Regions from separate parts of the Mus musculus genome. Here region 1 is linked to region 2. Evidence: chromatin loops called from intact Hi-C (ENCODE). Cell type or tissue: heart. All regions are shown on one strand. Links, peaks and the distances in the headings refer to the core of each region. The heading gives the core; the rest is flanking DNA. Region 1 has its middle 270 kb from the start of Gm30957. Region 2 has its middle 20 kb from the start of Gm31496.

Evidence for each region. Hi-C counts contacts between places; a loop is a spot of excess contacts. Peaks named below come from ENCODE experiments on the same cell type or tissue, not always from the same donor. Only the 100,000 strongest peaks of a DNase experiment are listed, where the experiment ranks them.
Region 1: a loop joins it to region 2, with 9 times the contacts of the local background. A loop is called at or near these places in 23 of 42 quality-filtered maps.

Annotation. Positions count from the first base shown.
Region 1 is chr2:8,671,631-8,680,731 of GRCm38, reverse strand. No RefSeq gene overlaps it. Among named protein-coding and RNA genes, the nearest start is that of Gm30957, 270 kb to the left of the region's middle. In heart, for the core only: CTCF peaks have their summits at 3,994 (motif pointing left), 4,973 (motif pointing left) and 6,539 (motif pointing left); no DNase peak of the experiment used is centred there; H3K27me3 peaks cover 272 bases.
Region 2 is chr2:10,283,482-10,292,582 of GRCm38, reverse strand. No RefSeq gene overlaps it. Among named protein-coding and RNA genes, the nearest start is that of Gm31496, 20 kb to the left of the region's middle. In heart, for the core only: a CTCF peak has its summit at 3,849 (motif pointing right); no DNase peak of the experiment used is centred there; H3K27me3 peaks cover 640 bases.

The DNA of each region.
Region 1 (9,101 bases), core at 1,616-6,615, 1.6 Mb after region 2:
TCCAGTTTTAAGTCATGATAGCAACTGTGTGCAACAAGACTATCGAAGAAGGCGATAAAGTAGATATTGAAGGTAAATCAAAAGAGGACTCCAAAAACCTTAATTAAAACCTTTAGGTAATGAATGAGAAACATTTTAGGCTTCTGCTTGTGATCTGTTGTTCTCAGTAACTTATTTTCTTTAATGTTTTCAAAATTAAAGGGCACATGAAAGAGGCTCGTTGATTATTATTGAAAAATACCACATTTTCCTGTAGAGCCAGATCAGTAAACCCTCTGATTCTCTAAAACTATGCAAACGCCATCGGTTCTAGTAGAAGTATCTGTAGTGAAAACTTGTTCATGCTTAAGAATTTGAGACATAACACGGTTCTATTTTTCCTAATACATTTGGTTGTAACTTTTGTTCCATTGATGTACATTTTGCATTACAGTAAGGATTTTTTTATTGTGATGAACATAAATTATGTTAAGATGTGATTTTAAAAGTAGCTTCCTGTTGCCCTTCATCCCTTGTTAAAGAGGATGTATTTGTTATGTTAAATTTGGTGGGATTTTTGTTCAGCAATGTCAGATATTGAAGCCACATAAATCTTAATAATTCACAAAATCTCCAGCCTGACACCATAAAGCAATGAAGCCAATTCAAGTGAATATTAAAGTTAAAATTTTTTTCAAGGAGCATTTGCAAAGAATCTTGACTTGTTTTCCTGGCTTGTTAGTAAAAGACAAAGGCTCTTGAAAGCACAAGCCATGAAAATATCTGTAGACACAATGGAAATAAAAGCAAAGAGAACAATCTGGAAGCCAGTAGGTGCTAAAAGGGAGAAAAGGTGGGGGTATTATAAAACAGCTTTTCAGAGTCTAATGTACAATATTTAAATACAAACAGTAACTAGTGTTACAGCTGCTGCTCTCAGGTTTGCAAAATACATCAAAGTACAGCACATTGGAATGAGCCCCCAGTTTCCATTTACTTTATCTCCCCAGACACATCAATTCTTTTTACTTCAGCCTGATAAAGTGGAACTGCAGCAGACAAATGAGCTAGTGGAGCTGACATAATGTGTTTGTCACAAAGAGGCGCTGGGGGGAAAAAAAACAAAAAAAACAAAACAAAACAAAACAAAAAAACCCATGACTTTGATTCTCAGTGAGGTTACTATTTTACAGTACCACGAATGACACTCTAACTTTATGCTTGAAGTCACCATCCACAGCTTATGGGTTTAAGTTTTTTTTTTTCTTTCTTTTTTCTCATTCATCCTTCAATCTTTATGCAAGTAAACTCCACCCCTAAAAAAATAAAGAACAACAAAAAGAGATGAGAAGTTCACATGTGAAGGCTGACTGATGGGTTCTTTGTGACAAGATAAAAAGTGCTCTGAGTTATGGATCGGAAGAAAGTGAGCAGGTTGAAGAGAACTTTACCCAAATCTAATTTTAAAGAAAGCTTGGTTTGTATTTAAATGATACCCTATCGCTAGAATAGTATTTGATTGTAAGTACAAAATAATATATACATAATCATGTGTATACATCAAATGCATCAGATATAATTTTGAATGCTACTCTTTCTTTTCATAAAAGATAATTTTGAAAACAAAGGATTTGGGTTTCGTTCTAAATTGACATAAAGCATCTCTTTATTATATCACTGGGTTTCTTTATCCAAGAAAATTAATTCAATGTTCTTTTAAACTCAACAGACAAATGAAAATACCACAGGTGAAATCTGCCGCCGGTAAACAGGCATAGGGAAACAGAACAATGGGCTCTGGGAAACCAAGCCTTCTAGCAGATGAATAAACATTGCCTTGACCAATTATAATGGGAAGATTCTTTCTCTGATACCTGCTACTATAGCAGCAGGGAATTTTTTTTTTAATTTTGTTTCTTTTTAGTCTCTATGAATCAGCCCCACAAATGAAGAACTGAATTGTGACGAATGAAAATAGGTATCACGAGTCCAAATCAATAGATTAATTCTAGTTTGGCCATAAAGCACATGTTAACATAATGGAATCCATGTAAGGAAAGCAACAGTACCCCTGCCAGAGATCTCTACAAATTCAAATACACCTCCTCAACCAAATGTTTGGCTGAAGTATATTAGAAGAGTTATAATGCTGTCATATCCTAAAGTCACATTTATATTCTATAGTCAATTAATTATTTATTACTCAGTAAAATAATTAAAGTAGCATGCTTGCCCATGCTTTCTTGAATAATCTTTATTGCATATCTTTTGGAATGATTGTTTATGATAGGCAGGAACATTTATGACACATTTGAAATTCTTTACATAAAGTCCTAAATGACTGCCACACAAATAACCAGTCAGTAAACTCTACAGGCCTCTTGTACATGCATGCATCAGAGATCTCAAGTTTATACACTGGTCACAATTCAGGTGAAAGTAGCAAAGCACGTGGGATGAGGTAAGTGGTACCTCTAGGCAAGGAGAGATGGGAAGAGCCACAAAAGCAGTTTACCTAAGATAAAATCGGTTCAGGATGCTGAGAAGTCCTGAGAATGCCAAGCCATGAAGACACGGTGGCATTGGAAATGTCATTCAGTCATGAAATCCCAGTTGGATTTGTCAAGTTGGAAGTTTCTTTGAAGTTGCACCTGTCCATCTTATCAAATGGGATAGAACAAACTTTATTTGGATCTAATTTTGGAAGCAAGTCTAGGAATTGAGAAAAACAAATCTGACAGAGTTAAAAGTATTCTGTCCAATTTCAAAAAGAGTTAGGGCAGTGGGGAACTTGGTGTTCAACTTCCTTAAGTATACATGAGGACGGAGATGTCACTGTTCTCCACAGAAAGTATTCTCTACTTGTCTGTAGACTCACTCTAAAGACCAGGGTGATACGGCATAGTCTCCAGTCAGTTTTTCCACAGCACTAAAGAGGGACATCTGCCCTAACGGAAGATAAAACCTGTCTGCCTTCTGTTAGCCTGGAAACATGTTGACCCAAGACATTCTGGTTGCCCATCAGGTGCAGCAGTGAACACTAAGCCTGGAATGCAGAAACTTGTTAGAAGACAATGCGGGGCCCAGAAAGCAATGGTGCATGTCCAATGCAGGCTCCAGGGCCCTGTGCCCACTCTCTATCTGGTTGACTGAGTTGTGCCTAGGAATTGGTTACTCCTGGATTTTCACACAGTTGCTCCTCCTACATTTCCTCTTCTTTCGCACAAAGTTGGTAACACCATCTTTTCTGAAATGAAGCTGCTCTAGGATGTACTTCAAAGTCTAGCTTCTGGGACAATGACATAGCTGTTCCTAAAACTTTAACATGAATCTACCAACCTGGCCATCATTAGCATGAATAAAGCACTGTTTCTGTCCTCGTGAGCATCCATGTGGGACATGTTAATATTACTTTTATTCAATAACTGAGGACGGAGGCCAACATTGGATACATAGTTTTTATCAGAGTCACTCAGTTAATACATGGTAGAATAAGAGTTTGAACCTGAGTTCTTTTATACTTAGTTCTATATGTCTACCAGATGTCTAGCATCCATCCAAAGCAAATTAATGGGTGCAGTGTCAGTGAACCTAAAGTCTTGGGAACATCAGAAAGAATCTGAAAACAATAAGAAAACATTGGTTAGCTTTATGGTGCTATTGACATCAACAATGGGACCACAAATTTCACAGGTACGGAGCATGGGATGCTCAGGGTCACCGTGTTACGTTAGCACGTCTTTAATGTGGAAATTGTAAACTAATAGAGAACTCAACAGGAAGAAAGTAGGAAGGTATGTGGATGTATCAAAGAACAAAATAAAATCTGTGTTCTTTTTAATTTGTATATTCATTGAAAATATAATTAGTCTTAGATAGAATTAACAGTCCTACACAAGATAATAGAATGTAAAATTGACTTACATATCCAAACTCCAAAGCCAGGCAGGGGTAAGACAAGACATGTGACAAAATTGATTCCTGTTTTAGAATGAAGACTGACCTCCAGTGGCCTCTGCGAGTACTGCAGTTCTGGAAAATCGAGATTGATCATTTGATTGTTATTCTTGCATTGTCAGTCCTCCAATTAATGTCGGAAAATGATTCCTAGAGTCTGTTCATTGTGGTGGGGGCCCTAGAGATCACAGGTTGAATCTAGCAACCATCGGATGGTGCTGATAGTTGTGATTTGAGTTTATGCAGTCAATTAAATGTAAGAACGGTTTTTCTAAGAGTAGCTCCAAGAGTATGCCAAATGCAGGCAACAGAGATAAAATTGTCACAGAAGCATTTTATTATACAAGTCCCTGAACTCAGTATTCTCATGCTTTCCCTTGTAGGGCACAGGAACATCACTAAATCTGGTAAGGTTATCTTTGGTAAGGTGTTATCTGTGGACTGCTGAGCCAGAAGGCATGGTACAATCTAGCACTGGTGTGGCTCATGAGGTTGAATGGTGATAAGATTCCCACAAATGAGGACACCAGTGGTGATAAAACTCTGCAGAAAGGGCCAAGTCTGCAGGACTTTAAGTCTCAGAGTGGTTCTCTGGATATCTACTGCTCTCTGACTCCTCAGGTCATGCCAAGATCTGAGGCAAAACACCGTAACATGGCCGGGACTTTCTGTCTTGCCATTTTATAAGATAAAGCAAACATCCTTTCCCATTCCCCCACAAGATGATGAAAACTTCTTTTATTCTCTTGCATATTCTCCTGCAACAGGATCTTTTCATAAAATTGTATGCTTCTAGCCTTTATTTTTATGTTAAACGCCAGTGGATAATGTGAGAAGACTTTGAGGTACTACTATCCAAACACATATGGATACACTCTTTGAGATCTGTTAATTTGAATACAATTTTATGTATCAGATCATCAAAAATGGTTTTGTTCTCAATGTACTTGAATCAACGTAAGTGCAGAAAAAGCCATAGAGGAAAGGTCAAGCTGATTATAATACAAATGGTGGCAGACAGTGACATCTTGTGGATGAACTGACCATGAATTTAATAGAAGCATGGATTGGGTGTACTGCACTAACTTTTCAGTTGGTTGTTTAACACTAAGAATATTGTGTGCATATGAAGATGACACGGTATGTGAGCGTTATTTGCCCGAAGATTGCAAAATTCTAACTCACAATGGGACTGTGGTTTACATTCATAAATGTGGGATTTTAGAGCTGCAAGTCATGTTAGCAAATTATTGTAACCTAATCACATGGCACAAGAGGAACCTGAGTTTGTTAAGAGCTTGCCTGGCTTCACAGTGACTTCTCATTGCCTCTGATAACTTTGGTCTGAGACGGGACTGTATCAGACTAAGAAAACGGCTTACATCAAAGTCTTCTGTAGCCTCCAGGTTTGGGAAACCTGTCCAATCCTCCTGCAGCATTCTCTGTCTTTCTCTTACACAGTGATGGCCTTTAACAAGTGGCTTTTGGTTTCTTACAGAACAGGTCTCCTAGGGCCATGCCTTTATTAAGTGTCCCAATGTTGTAACTGGATGGCGAATAGTGCTCAAACTGTGGGGGCCGTGGTTTTTTATTCAATTCATGTCAACACTAAGAGTAGGCACAGTACTCTTTCTGCAGCTATCCTATTGATTGGCCACAGCTTTGTTGAATTTTCCTCATAGTTCTTTGTCAGTCTTGGCTGTTTCTGTTTACTCCTTCCCCATTCTATTACATACTTTATAGACAAAGCAAACAAACAAACTAAAAACAATGGCAGAACCCCTACAGTCAGATTTAAACTGGCCATAGTGATTGGCCCAGATGCAGCAGCTTGTACACCTTGGGATATTTCGTGTATCTGTGGACACAAACCATCGTTGTGCTTTAAATTTGTGTGCTTAGCAGAAAGGGTTAAGATGGCAACAGCTGGCATTTAGCTGGCTCTGCTTCTGCCTCAGCCTGATGGTAAATGCAGGTGCCCTGATCTCTATGCTCAGCTGTAACCTATTCTTTATGAATCCTATGTGCTATTTAAGCTGCTATTGGTTCTTACCTTAGTCCTGGCCATAATGCAATGTGATATCCGTTCATTGAATACTGCTGCTGTCCACTTTTAATGCTGCTATTACGTGATCATAAATCCAGAATTATAGCTGGTTAATTCCAACACAGGACCTTCCGCTCTAAAACACGGGGATCAAGGCATCCCCTTCACCAATTCTTGCTCCCTCAGTCTGATTCATTTGCCCCTCAGATATCCCGTTGACTTGTAGCACTGAGCTCTTTGACCTCAGGATCTTCACTCAGGAAGCATGACTTTACAATACTCGGAGAAATGCAACGTGATTGGCTTTCATTGTCCTCTGTCACCATAGCAAAAGACATCTCTCCTTTCATTGATATTTCACTTCTGTAATCAATAAAATATAAGGTTTAAATATAAGTTTTTTTTGTTTTTTTTTTTTTGTTTTTTTTTTTTTTTTTTTGTCTTCTGAGGGATTCTGACAGACTCTAGTGATGAGATTGATCATTTAGGAAAGCCTTTGGTTCTGATTCGTTCTTAATGAAAGACATTTACATGGAGCATCTGCGCCCTCTACTGGTGGTACTTGTCGAATTTCTCTACTTTTCAACTGCACAGACAGGGGCAGGTGAGTACATAGTAGATAGGCTGATAATTTAAAGATAGTACGAGCAAAACCAATATCCTCTTTCACGGGGACAAATCAGGGGAGGTAGATGATTCCAGCACGTGTTGATGCGAAGTAGAAATGCTTGTACTGAATCGGCGTGGGAGATCAGTTGTATTGTGCCTGCCTAGCTTACAAAGAACCCTGGTTTTAATCCCCAGCACTGCATAAATCCCGGTATGGCAGCACATGGTTATAATTCCATCTCTTAGGAGAAAGAAGCAGGCTCATTATAAGAAGATCAAAGTCATCTTTGCCTTCATAGTGAGGTCAGTGGTGTCTTTGGTTACATGAGAAACTGAAGGAAGGAAGGAAAGAAGGAAGGAAGAGAGGAAAGGAGGAGGAGGAAGAAGAAGAAGAAGAAGAAGAAGAAGAAGAAGAAGAAGAAGAAGAAGAAGAAGAAGAAGAGATTGAGATCACAGAGCAAATTGATAAATGGATTTTACTTCCTTAGATCACATGTTACCAGATGGGATTTTGTTTGTTTGTTGTGTTTGTTAATTCTCACATCCTGACCAGAGTTTTCCTACCTCCTCTTCTTCCATCTGACCTCCCTTCTGCATCGACTCCTCCTCAGAAAAGAGAAGCCCTCCCATGGCTATCAATTAAACATAGCATATCAAGTTGCAGTAAGATAGGCACCTCCCCTCACTTTAAGACTAGACAAAGCAATCCAGTATAAGGAAAGGGGTTCCAAAGCTATCAAAAGAATCAGAGACAGCCCCTGCTGCCATTGTTACCAGTCTAGGCTCACAACCAAAAAACACACAAACGATGCAACACAGTTTTAACCCTTGACAAAGACAGCCCTTGGATTTGCTGACACACAGTAAATAACGTTCATGGATAATTTGTATTTCTGTGATTAGAACTGCTTGGCTCTCCTAGTACGCTGAGGTCTTAATTCAGATACATCTACTGAGGCACACCAAAACTTAAAGGAAGAAAACAAATCAATGCTTAGAACATAGAAATGCTTGACTTTGATAGGAACTGAGTGGGTAATTTGGCAAGATCCCATTGGAAGGACACTTCAGAACTTATAGGGAGAAAGTGATTCTTAATAGGCAAAGAGCGATTTTAATGTAGGGGGTACCTGTAAAACATGATGATAAGAGAATATAGTTTTAGATAGATGTCATTCTCTCCAATTGGGTGTTCCATAATTGAATGTTAAGTAATTCCATTCATCGTACTACATCAGGTAGGCCTTTTATTTATTTGCCTGTAAAGTTTCAGAGGCAACTCATCCTAGCAGGTGTGTGGGATCAGAGAGCAAGACTTCTTCAGCCTCAGTTCCTTACTCCTGATAGTTCTTATTCAGTCTATCTGTCTACGCCTTGAAGTATTCAGTGAGATTTTATGGTTATCTGTAATAAGGAAATAATATGAACAGAAGGTCCATTACAGCACAGGGCTCACTTGGTGTATGGGGGTGGTGGTGCATATACTAAGTGGCATGTAGTATTCAAGTGGCAGGTAGCCTAACAGGCTTTTGTGCCATCACTACTGTGAGTGGTGGTTATAAAAGCCATGCTCTGTAAGGCGTCAGCATGGGCTTAGATATCCATCCTAGCTCTACCTCTAGCTTGCTCCACAGCTCAGCTGTATAATTAAGTCATCCCCCATGTACTTATGATACATGGGTATGAATATTGAGACACACAGGGCATGAGGAAAGAAGGAATGCTTTTTTTCAGCAACTATAATTAATGCCCAAAGCCTATAGTCACATTGTAATCATGCCAGAGTTTAACTTAGCACAAGATCAAGAGACACAGCCACTTTTGGTACTTCCATGACATTTACTTGAACAATAGTTGTGATTTTAAATTTAAAAAGAGACAAATTTCCCCACTTCCCTAAAGTTAAATTATTTCTGAAGTACTGTATGTCAAATTTACATCATACTGATTGCTAATTCCAAAGATCTCGGGATATCTATGAAAAAAAGTAAGCGGCTCCGTAGCTAACAGAGCTCCACCATCACAGTCACCAGGAGAAACGTTACTGTGGTGTCTCCATTCCGGTGACTGAGACGGTTATGCAAATGACACTAACCTGCCTCAATAGAAATGTCATAAAAAGATCATTTAAACTATCAACTCATGAACTGAAGAGATGGCTCAATGAATAAAGATATGTGCTATATAAACCTGAGGATTTGAGTTTGATCCCTGGAACCCCCAGAAAGGTCAAAGGAGAGAACCAACTCAACAAAGGTCATTCTACAGTCAAGCATGGGTGCTATGATATGTATAACCATTTCACACATGCACAGACACCAATAATATGTTGTCCTGAAAAATCACTTTGCAAATTCATATTGCATAACTTATATTAATATATTTTCCTACTTCCATATAACTATAATATTTTCCAAGGCTCTCACATGAAGTATAATAACCTATCCACATAAAAAAGCCTATGAATTTGGTTAGGAAAATATTATCCAAATACCTCCATTGGTATCTG
Region 2 (9,101 bases), core at 1,726-6,725:
CGGGTGTGGTGGCACACATGTTTAGCACTCGCCTAGCACTGGGGAGGCAGAGGCAGGTGGATCTCTATGAGTTAGAGGCCAGTCTGGCCTACAGAGAGAGTCCCAAGTCAGCTAGAGCCACACAGAGAAACCCTGTCTCAAAAAAAATTAAGTTATTTAGACATTATAAACTAAGTCATTGTTGGGAATACTATAATTGGTTGGGCCATTTTCATCATCTATGGAGTTCATCATGAGAATGTGACAGAAAAATGTGGAGGCTATTTTTTAAATATTTATTTATTTATTTATTGGGAGTATGGGGGTGCATGCATGTGGAGGTCACAGCACAGCTCTCAGCAGTGTGTTCTCCCCTTCTACTATGTGGCTTCCAAGGAAGATTAGACTTGGTGTCCAGCATCCATAACCACTGAACCATCTTGCTGGCCAACGGGGGTGATTTTTTAAATGAGGCTTCTATCTGAACAATCAGGGCAGCTGGAGTTCCATGCAGAGGACCTCCCCTTCCTTGGCTGCTTTGCCACACATTCCTGCTTGGCTGCTGAGCTTGTAGTGAGCTAAGGCTATCCCTGGAGATGAACTTCAGAAGAGAGATGGCAAGGAAAGAAGGAAGTCCTGTTGGGCTTCATCTCAGACACAGATCTTCAGTGGCAGGGTCGGCTTTAATCTGAGCACGGCGATCTCTTCTTGCAGAACACAGGGTTGAGTCATTTTCCAGGTTGTCGACGGAGGAGTTCCATCAGTTTGCAACAAACACCAGTAAACTACATCCCTAGATCTCTCACAATCAAGAAAGATCTTTGGACAGTCGCTGTCAGACTCACTTCCTTAGCTTGGAGGAAGGACCCATGGCCAAAGGGAAATGTGTGTCTTTCATAAACGTTTCCTAAATGGTCAAAAACAATAGCAGACATTGGTGGTCCTTCCTGGAAAACATGTCTGTGGTACTCACTGCTGCACAAAACAGCATATGCTGTTTTGAAGCAATCCTTTCTTGTCTCTTCCCTATGACCTGGTTTCCCTTTTCTTATAAAGGAAGAACATGGGAGGTGAGAGGTGCTAGCCTCTAGGAGCTGTGTGCCCTGTTCTTGAGAAACAAGGCTTTGGTGATATGTGTACACACCTAGATGAAACCACAGAACTACAGCTTGGTATATAGATCCATTCTTTTACAACCTTGTGCCTAGCCACTCATCCCAAGGGCGGTTGGCTAGAATCCCCACTGAGGATCGTTGAGAAGACATGCCGAGAATTCAAGCAGCCTTCTGGGCCTAAGGGCAGTGGACACCTCTGTCCTCTTCTCCTGAACATCTACCACACACTGTGTCACATGGTGTCTCTGGAGAGGATGAAGGATGCCCAGGAGTAGTCTCCTGTGAGCACTATCCCACCCAGCGCTGTGGACTCTGGCCTTCCTCTACATCCAGAAGGCCCTCCATTCAGAAAGGTTTGTGTTCATTCCTGGTCATTCTTTTTCTTTCAATGAATCTACTAAGTGCTTTTTGAGGCTACATGCCGTATTTCCATGATCCAGCTGTCAGAGTCCCCCCCCCCACGCCCCGCACCCCGACAGCAGCAGCTGTCCGTTAGATGGTGAATGAGGCAGCTAGCTCATCCTTACCGATCATCCGGAGCTTAGAATCATTAAGCCCCAAACTGAGGGGCCACACGTGGTGAGGGTCTTGGAATGTTCCGTCGGCATCAGAGGGGTGGCAAGGCAAGCAAATTCATTTAAGGGACAAGCCACAAAGAGGTGGACTGGCTTTATAACGCTCTGCGCTCAAAACACAACAGCACCAATCCATTTATGGCTTCTGAGCTTTGGTTGCTGTTACGTTGTTTACATGGCGTAAGGGATACAAGAAGCCAGAAATTGCATTCCAGGCAAACATTCAACAGACCATAACTAATTCCTTTAAGACTGAATTCAGCTCCTCATACTATTTCAATGGCAATTAAACCCCAACCCTAGCTTCAGAGGACACAAATATTCAAATGATATCAGTTCCCATCTAAGTTAAATATTTTCTCAACTCCATGAATTTTCATGATGGGGGAAAATACATTTCATCTGTTTCTTGAGTCAGCAAAAAAAGGTAACTAGTACCATGCGCTCCATGGTTAAGAAAAGCTGGTCCAGACCAGTGGTAGGCAGGATAATGTCTTTCCAAGGCTAAGCTGCTTGCGTTGGCAAACATGTGTGCACTTGACACAAGCTGACAGTCCCCTGTAGTCACTGTCCGTTCAGGTCCCTGCTGCCCCAGTAGATTCTGAGCTGGTTTGATCAACTTTGATCAGTGTCAGGGCTGTGCGCTCTTCCTGTGATCTCTGGCCCCATATGTTACCAGCGGGAATTACCAGAAGACCATTTTAACTTCCACGGTGAATAGATAAATTTTAAAACTCAGTTGGAGGGGCCTGGAGAGATGGCTCAGCGGTTAAGAGCACTGACTGCTCTTCCAGAGGTCCTGAGTTCAAATCCCAGCAACCACATGGTGGCTCACAACCATGTATAATGAGATCTGATGCTGTCTTCTGGAGTGTCTGAAGACAGCTACAGTGTACTTACATATAATAAATAAATAAATAAATAAATCTTTGTTTAAAAAGGTCAGTTGGTGATAGATCACAGAATCTACACAAGCCACAACGGCCTTACCGAGCCCTCCTTTTCCACGAAGAGAAGCTTCTGACACCTTTGATGCACATGAAGGTTGCCTTGCTGCAGATGAACGAAAAGTCCACAGGCAGGGAAGTGTAAATCCAAACTCAGGTGCAACCCAATTCACAAAACAAACACTGCCAGATGCAAAGCACCATTAACTGGCAAGAGCTGATGGCCTCAATCCCCCATTTTCACAAGAGATAGACAAGGGCATTCAGCCAAAACCACGGAGAAACGTTGCAGGTAAATGACGTCAGACATCATAAGTCGGCGGACCTAACACGCATCTACAGAACGTTACACCAAAACACTAGGCATACACATTCTTCTCAGCAGCCCATGCAACTTTCCACAAAATGGACCCTGTCTTAGGACACAAAGCAAGACCCAACAAATACTGGAAAATCCAAGTAACTAACTGTAGTCTGTCTGATTCCAGTGGAACAAAGGTAGTCTCGACCACAATAGAGACCACAGAGAGAGCACAAACTCAGAGAGGTTAAACACATTGTGGAATGATGTATGGGTTACTTAAGAAGTCTTCACAAAACAAAACAAACAAATAAACAACCCCCCCAAACAAGCAAACAACAACAACAACAAAACCCAAAAAAACAAAAAACCCAACCAGGATTGAATGAAGACAAAGAAATAAATAGCTGTAAACCACAATGAAGGCAGTACTAACTGGAAAGCTTGTGGTCCTAAATGCCTACATTAAGAGAAGTGGGCCTGAAGACATGGCTCAGTGGTTGAGAGCACTGGCTGCTCTTCCAGAAGACTGGGATCCAGTTCCCAACAACCATATGGTGACTCACAACCATCTGTTACTACACTCTCAAGATGTCCAACAGCCTCTCATGGCATTCAAGGGCACTTTACACACGTGTTACAAAGGCATACATGCAGGCAAAATACCCAAACACATGAAAATGGAGGGAAGCAAAAAACAGAAAGGAAAGAAAATTTAAGAGACCTTGAATAAATTAGTGCATGTATTAAGGCTTTAGAAAAACAAGAATATACCAAACCCCAAAGCAATATATAGGAAGAAGTAATAAACAAGGAACCAAGGGGAAGAAGTAAAAAATAAATAAAACCCAATCGTTCAAAGAATTAGTTTTATGACTTGAACATGAACTCACTTGGAATCATAAGGGTGTCCTATGAAAAGTGTCCACTAGGTGGCAGAGTCCATCCATTTATCTGCCACTGACTCGGCTTTTCCACCGGGTTAAATTCACTTTTGACACTTGAAAGCTAGAGGGCAAGATTTCCTTACAAATAAGTTACCCATTAAAAACTAGTAATAACGCCAGGTCGTTCATATCACGCGGGGGTGGGGGGCGCGCTGTTCCAGGAGGTCTCGGGTGCCAAGTTGTAAAGTTCAACTTTCCGGGAGGAAGAAATGAGTGTGTGATTTTTGTGGCTCAATTGGGTAGTGATTTTTTTTTTTTTTTTTTTTATTGATAGACATCATTTGTCTCTCCAGGGAACAGCCTCTCTCCATAACTGTCATTGTGTCAACGCCACCTAGACAGCCCTTAGAGCTATGCTCTCTCCCTTCCATCACCTTGCATGAGAGGAGGACTCAGCCATTGCTAGGCCTCACCCCTCTTTCTCCCATGGGTGAGAGCAAGAATTAGGTACTCAGTCCTTCTGGGAGACTGCCTTCTGGGACTCAGAAAAGCCAATCTCAGAAATGTTTGCTGTCCCTTTTGTGGCCAGTTATGATGTTTCAAGGCCTCTCTTTGGGTCTCAGCTCTCAGGATTTTGACCACTACAGGAATCATGTGTGTATAGGTTGATGTCCCAGCGACATAGGTGAGAAAGGGAAGGCTTAGACCTTCGCTTTACCCTCCTGCTCAGCCTGGAGTAACTGCCTTTCCATCCTGTGACCTACTCTGCCATTGTCCCTTCCTGCAGCTCAGGGGCTAGCCTTTCCCATTTTGCGGCCTCTGATTGGAACAGCTTTCACTTGGTCTCTGTCTCTTTATGCTCTTCGTTTCGTAAAATTCAACGTTGTCTTTAAGATTTAAACATGTCTGTTCCTTTGTGACTGAGTCACTTCATTCAGGGTAATATCCTCCAGATCCATCCATTTGCCTGAGAATTTCATGAAGTCATTGTTTTTAATAGCTGAGTAGTACTCCATTGTGTAAATGTACCACATTTTCTGTATCCATTCCTCTGTTGAGGGACATCTGGGTTCTTTCCAGCTTCTGGCTATTATAAACAAGGCTGCTATGAACATAGTGGAGCATGTGTCCTTATTACAAGTTGGAACATCTTCTGGATATATGCCCAGGAGTAGTATGGCGGGTCTTCCGGTAGTACTATGTCCAATTTTCTGAGGAAATACCAGACTGATTTCCAGAGTGGTTGTACAAGCTTGCAATCCCACCAGCAATAGAGGAGTGTTCCTCTTTCTCCACATCCTTGCCAGCATCTGCTATCACCTGAGGTTTTGATCTTAGCCATTCTGACTGGTGTGAGGTGGAATCTCAGGGTTGTTTTGATTTGAGTTTCCCTGATGACTAAGGATGTTGAACATTTCTTTAGGTGCTTCTCAGGCATTTGGTATTCCTCAGTTGAGAATTCTCTGTTTAGTTCTGTTCCCCATTTTTAATAGGGTTATTTAGTTCTCTGGAGTCTGACTTCTTGAGTTCTTTGTATAAATTGGATATTATCCCTCTATTGGATGTCACAAAGGAACAAACATGATATGTACTCACTGATAAGTGGACATTAGCCCAAAAGTTGGGAATACCCAAGATTCAATTCACAGACTATATTAAGTCTAAGAAAAAAGACCAAACTGTGGATATTTCAGTGCTTTTTAGAAAGGTGAACAAAATACTCACAGGAGGAAATATGGAGACATAGTGTGGAGCAGAGACTGAAGGAAAGGCCATCCAGAGACTGCCCTGCCTGAGGATCCATCCCATATACAGCCACCGAACCCAGATACTATTGTGGATGCTGGGAAGTGCTTGCTGATGGGAGCCTGATATGGCTGTCTCCTGAGAGGCTCTGCCAGAGCCTGAAAAATACAGAGGTGGATGCACTCAGCCAACCATTGGACTGAGCTCAGAGATGGAGAAGGGACTGAAGGAGCTGAGGGGATTTACAGCCCCATGGAGGGAGCAACAATGTCACCTGGCCAGACCCTCAGAGCTCCCGGAGACTGGACCACCAACCAAAGAGTACACATGGAGCGATCCATGGCTCTGGCCACATATGTGGCACAGGATGGCCTTGTTGGACATCAGCGGGAGGAGAGGCCCTTGGGCCTGATAGTGTTCGATGCCCCAGTGTAGGGGAAGGCCAGGGCAGGGGGATGGGAGTGGGTGGGCAGGGGAACACCCTCATAGAGGCAGGGCGGGAATGATATAGGGGGCTTCTGAAGGGGAGACCAGGAAAGGGGAAAACATTTGAAATGTAAATAAAGAAAATATACAAGGGAAAAAAAAGATGTAAACATGTCATTAAATGTGAACGTAGCACACATGCAGATATGTAGGAGATGGTTATTTCACTTTCCTGGGGAGCAGAGCCTGTTTCCTGGAGAACCACAGCATGCCAGGCCCTTTCTTACCCACGACGGCTCTTAACCTGGAAGTGGGGGGGGGGCGCGGCGGGGGAGGCCAGTGGGGCCAAGAAGGGAGTCCCCATGCCCTGGAACCAGGCTGATGAGATGCAGGCGACAGCTCTACCCCGGCCACCCCCATGCTAGTCTGCTCTAATTAGCATCAGTTCTATGGTGGTGACTCCTCTCTGGTCCTCAGAAAGGGCTCCAATGCCCTGAAGCGAAGAATTGAAGCAAACGTACCGCCCACCCTTCCCATCTCTGTGTGGGTCCCACACCTGGGAAGAGCTTCAGGTTCTCCCCAGCTGCCCTGCTTCGGGTCAACTTTGTACACGGGCTGTCTTCACCGGCCATTCTGCCCTCTCTAAGAGCACCTTTTGAATTTGATTCTCAAATTCTTTTTTCTTAATTGTCCCTTTACATTTTACTTATAAAAAGGGTTTATTTTATTTATGTGTTTGCTTGTGTGTGTGTGTTTGCTTACATACGCTTGATAGTTCACACATATGCATCAGATACACTAGAGATGGAATTATAAGCAGGTGGTGCTGGGAACTAAACTCTGGTCTTTCACATGAGATTTAAGTGCTCTTAACTGCTGGGCCATCTCTTCAGATCCTCTAAATCATGGTTTAAAGATAAAGGGAAGGGGGTAGGCACATAGGAAAGACAGCCAGCAGCTCTGAAATAGTGGGGGGCAGCTCCCAGCATAAGTAGTCACTGGAGACACTATTGAGGTTGTTATTTTACCAAAAGAACAGATGACAGGCAGAAAAGTAGGTAGGTAGAAATAGATAGATAGATAGATAGATAGATAGATAGATAGATAGATAGATAGATAGATAGATAGATAGATAGCAAGCTGTGGTGGGCAACTGACCACTGCTGGAAGACAAGCTATTCTGACTGAGGGTTTAACTGCTAGAAATTGGACACCTTTGTTCAGAAATTAAACTACTGAGTTGGAAATCATACTAGAGAACGCCTCTGCAAATTTTCCTTCCGGTCCTAGTGACACGCATAATTTACCCAGCCTGTAGTATCTGTCTTTACCCCCAAACAAGCCACTTCAAAAAATAAAAATCAATCCAGATGAACTAAGACTGGCTCCACTCAGCCTCCGTGCTCCTTGGAAGGGACCCCAGACAACAGTTTTGTTGTCTTGCACACTGATGGGGATACAATCGGCTCACTTAATTACAATGCCACATGCTTTAAATATTTTTACTGAAATTGATCAGGCCACAGGGAGAGAGAGCCCTAGTAACCAGGGAAGCTGGGGGGAAGTCCCTGGGGAGAAAGAGGAGATTGCTTCAAAGGTTTCCCTCACAAAGGCTGTGATTAAAGAGAAGCAGGAGGAAGGAAAAGGCTTTATAAAGGCACGGGGCAGGGGTTCTGATCCTCCCTTCACACTCAGGCCTGACTTTCCGTGTCAATAAATCTGAGGACATAATGGACAGGCTCTGAGTCTTCTTGCACTTTCTCTTTAAGTAAAATGTGTGAAGGACGTAGAGGACAAAAGCCGCCCTGGGAGAGCTCGGTTAATCCCTTTCAACACGTGATGAAGAGGGAGCATCAGGGTTTCTCCCTGGGTGGCGCTCTTGCTCTTGCTTAGTTGCTTGTTAGTCTGGAGGGTCAAGTTTGGTGGGGAGGAGGTACACGCTGTTCCTAGTTGTCTGATTTTGTTACATAGCAAATCATGAAAGTCAAATGAGACAAATCCAGTATTTACAAGAGCACAAAACTATTACCGATTTTCTTTTTCCTTCTGCTTATAATAGTTTTATTCTTTTTTTAATCTCTTTATTATTTTTTTCGTTGGATGGAGTTTCTCTGCGTAGCTCAGGTCTACTTTGAACTCCAAATCCCCCTACCGAAGTCTCTTGGTGCTGGGATCACAGTAGTGTTGTATGGCACCAGAACTGCTTACTTGGAAAGATGTCATTGGCTCGTGTGGAGGGATGTAACCCAGTGCTCTGATTTGTGAACAGGCTTTCCCACCTCAGTCTCCTTACTTTTGTGAGAAGAAAATGGTGTTGTTACACACAAACATGGTTATTATGAAGATAAATAAAATACAAGTCTTTCAATTTAGTTTCTATAGTGGAATCACTGTGACAGACAAAAATCTTTCCCCGGAGAATGGAAGTATATAAGCAAAATTAGTTGAATTTTCCATACACGCTCGTATGCATACTTAGTTTTCACTCTTTACAACAGCAGGAAATGGCCAAAGTTGCACTCGGCAGTCTCAAGTTTATCTATAATTGACATATTCTTTGACACAATGTTGCTTTTCAAGCAGACAGATTCTACAAAGTCACGATAAGCTTTCCTTTCTTCAACTCCTATTGGGTGAACAGTGGTCAAGAAAACCTCCGTGGATTCGGACTAGAATAGCTCTGTTGTATGTTACCTTTGCTCTGGGATGAGGCTAGCTCTGGGGGAGGTTTTGTTTGTTTCTAAGCCACCTGTAGCAGTGGAGTTCTTAGAAATGAGACAGGATTTTGCAATAGGATTCAACTGTGAGAACCTGGGTCAGTTCCTACCATTTCATTCCAGAGTCTATACTAGGTGGGACACACAGAAATTAGTCTGTGCCCTCTGCGTGTGGCTTTGTGCAACCCCCTCCTCTCTTGTCAGATGTCAAATAAGCAGCAGCGTTTTCCTGTTTGTCCCTAAAATAGTCAGAAATTGAGACTCAGTGCAGAGAGGCCACAACCAAGCCAGACATTGTAAGACCCCCGAAGCTGGGCCTCTGCTCAAGTCCCTGGATGAGTTGCACCCCAATGTGAAAAACCACACATGGTGCAAACTGCAAGAGGTTTTATTATCAGCCAGCTGAGG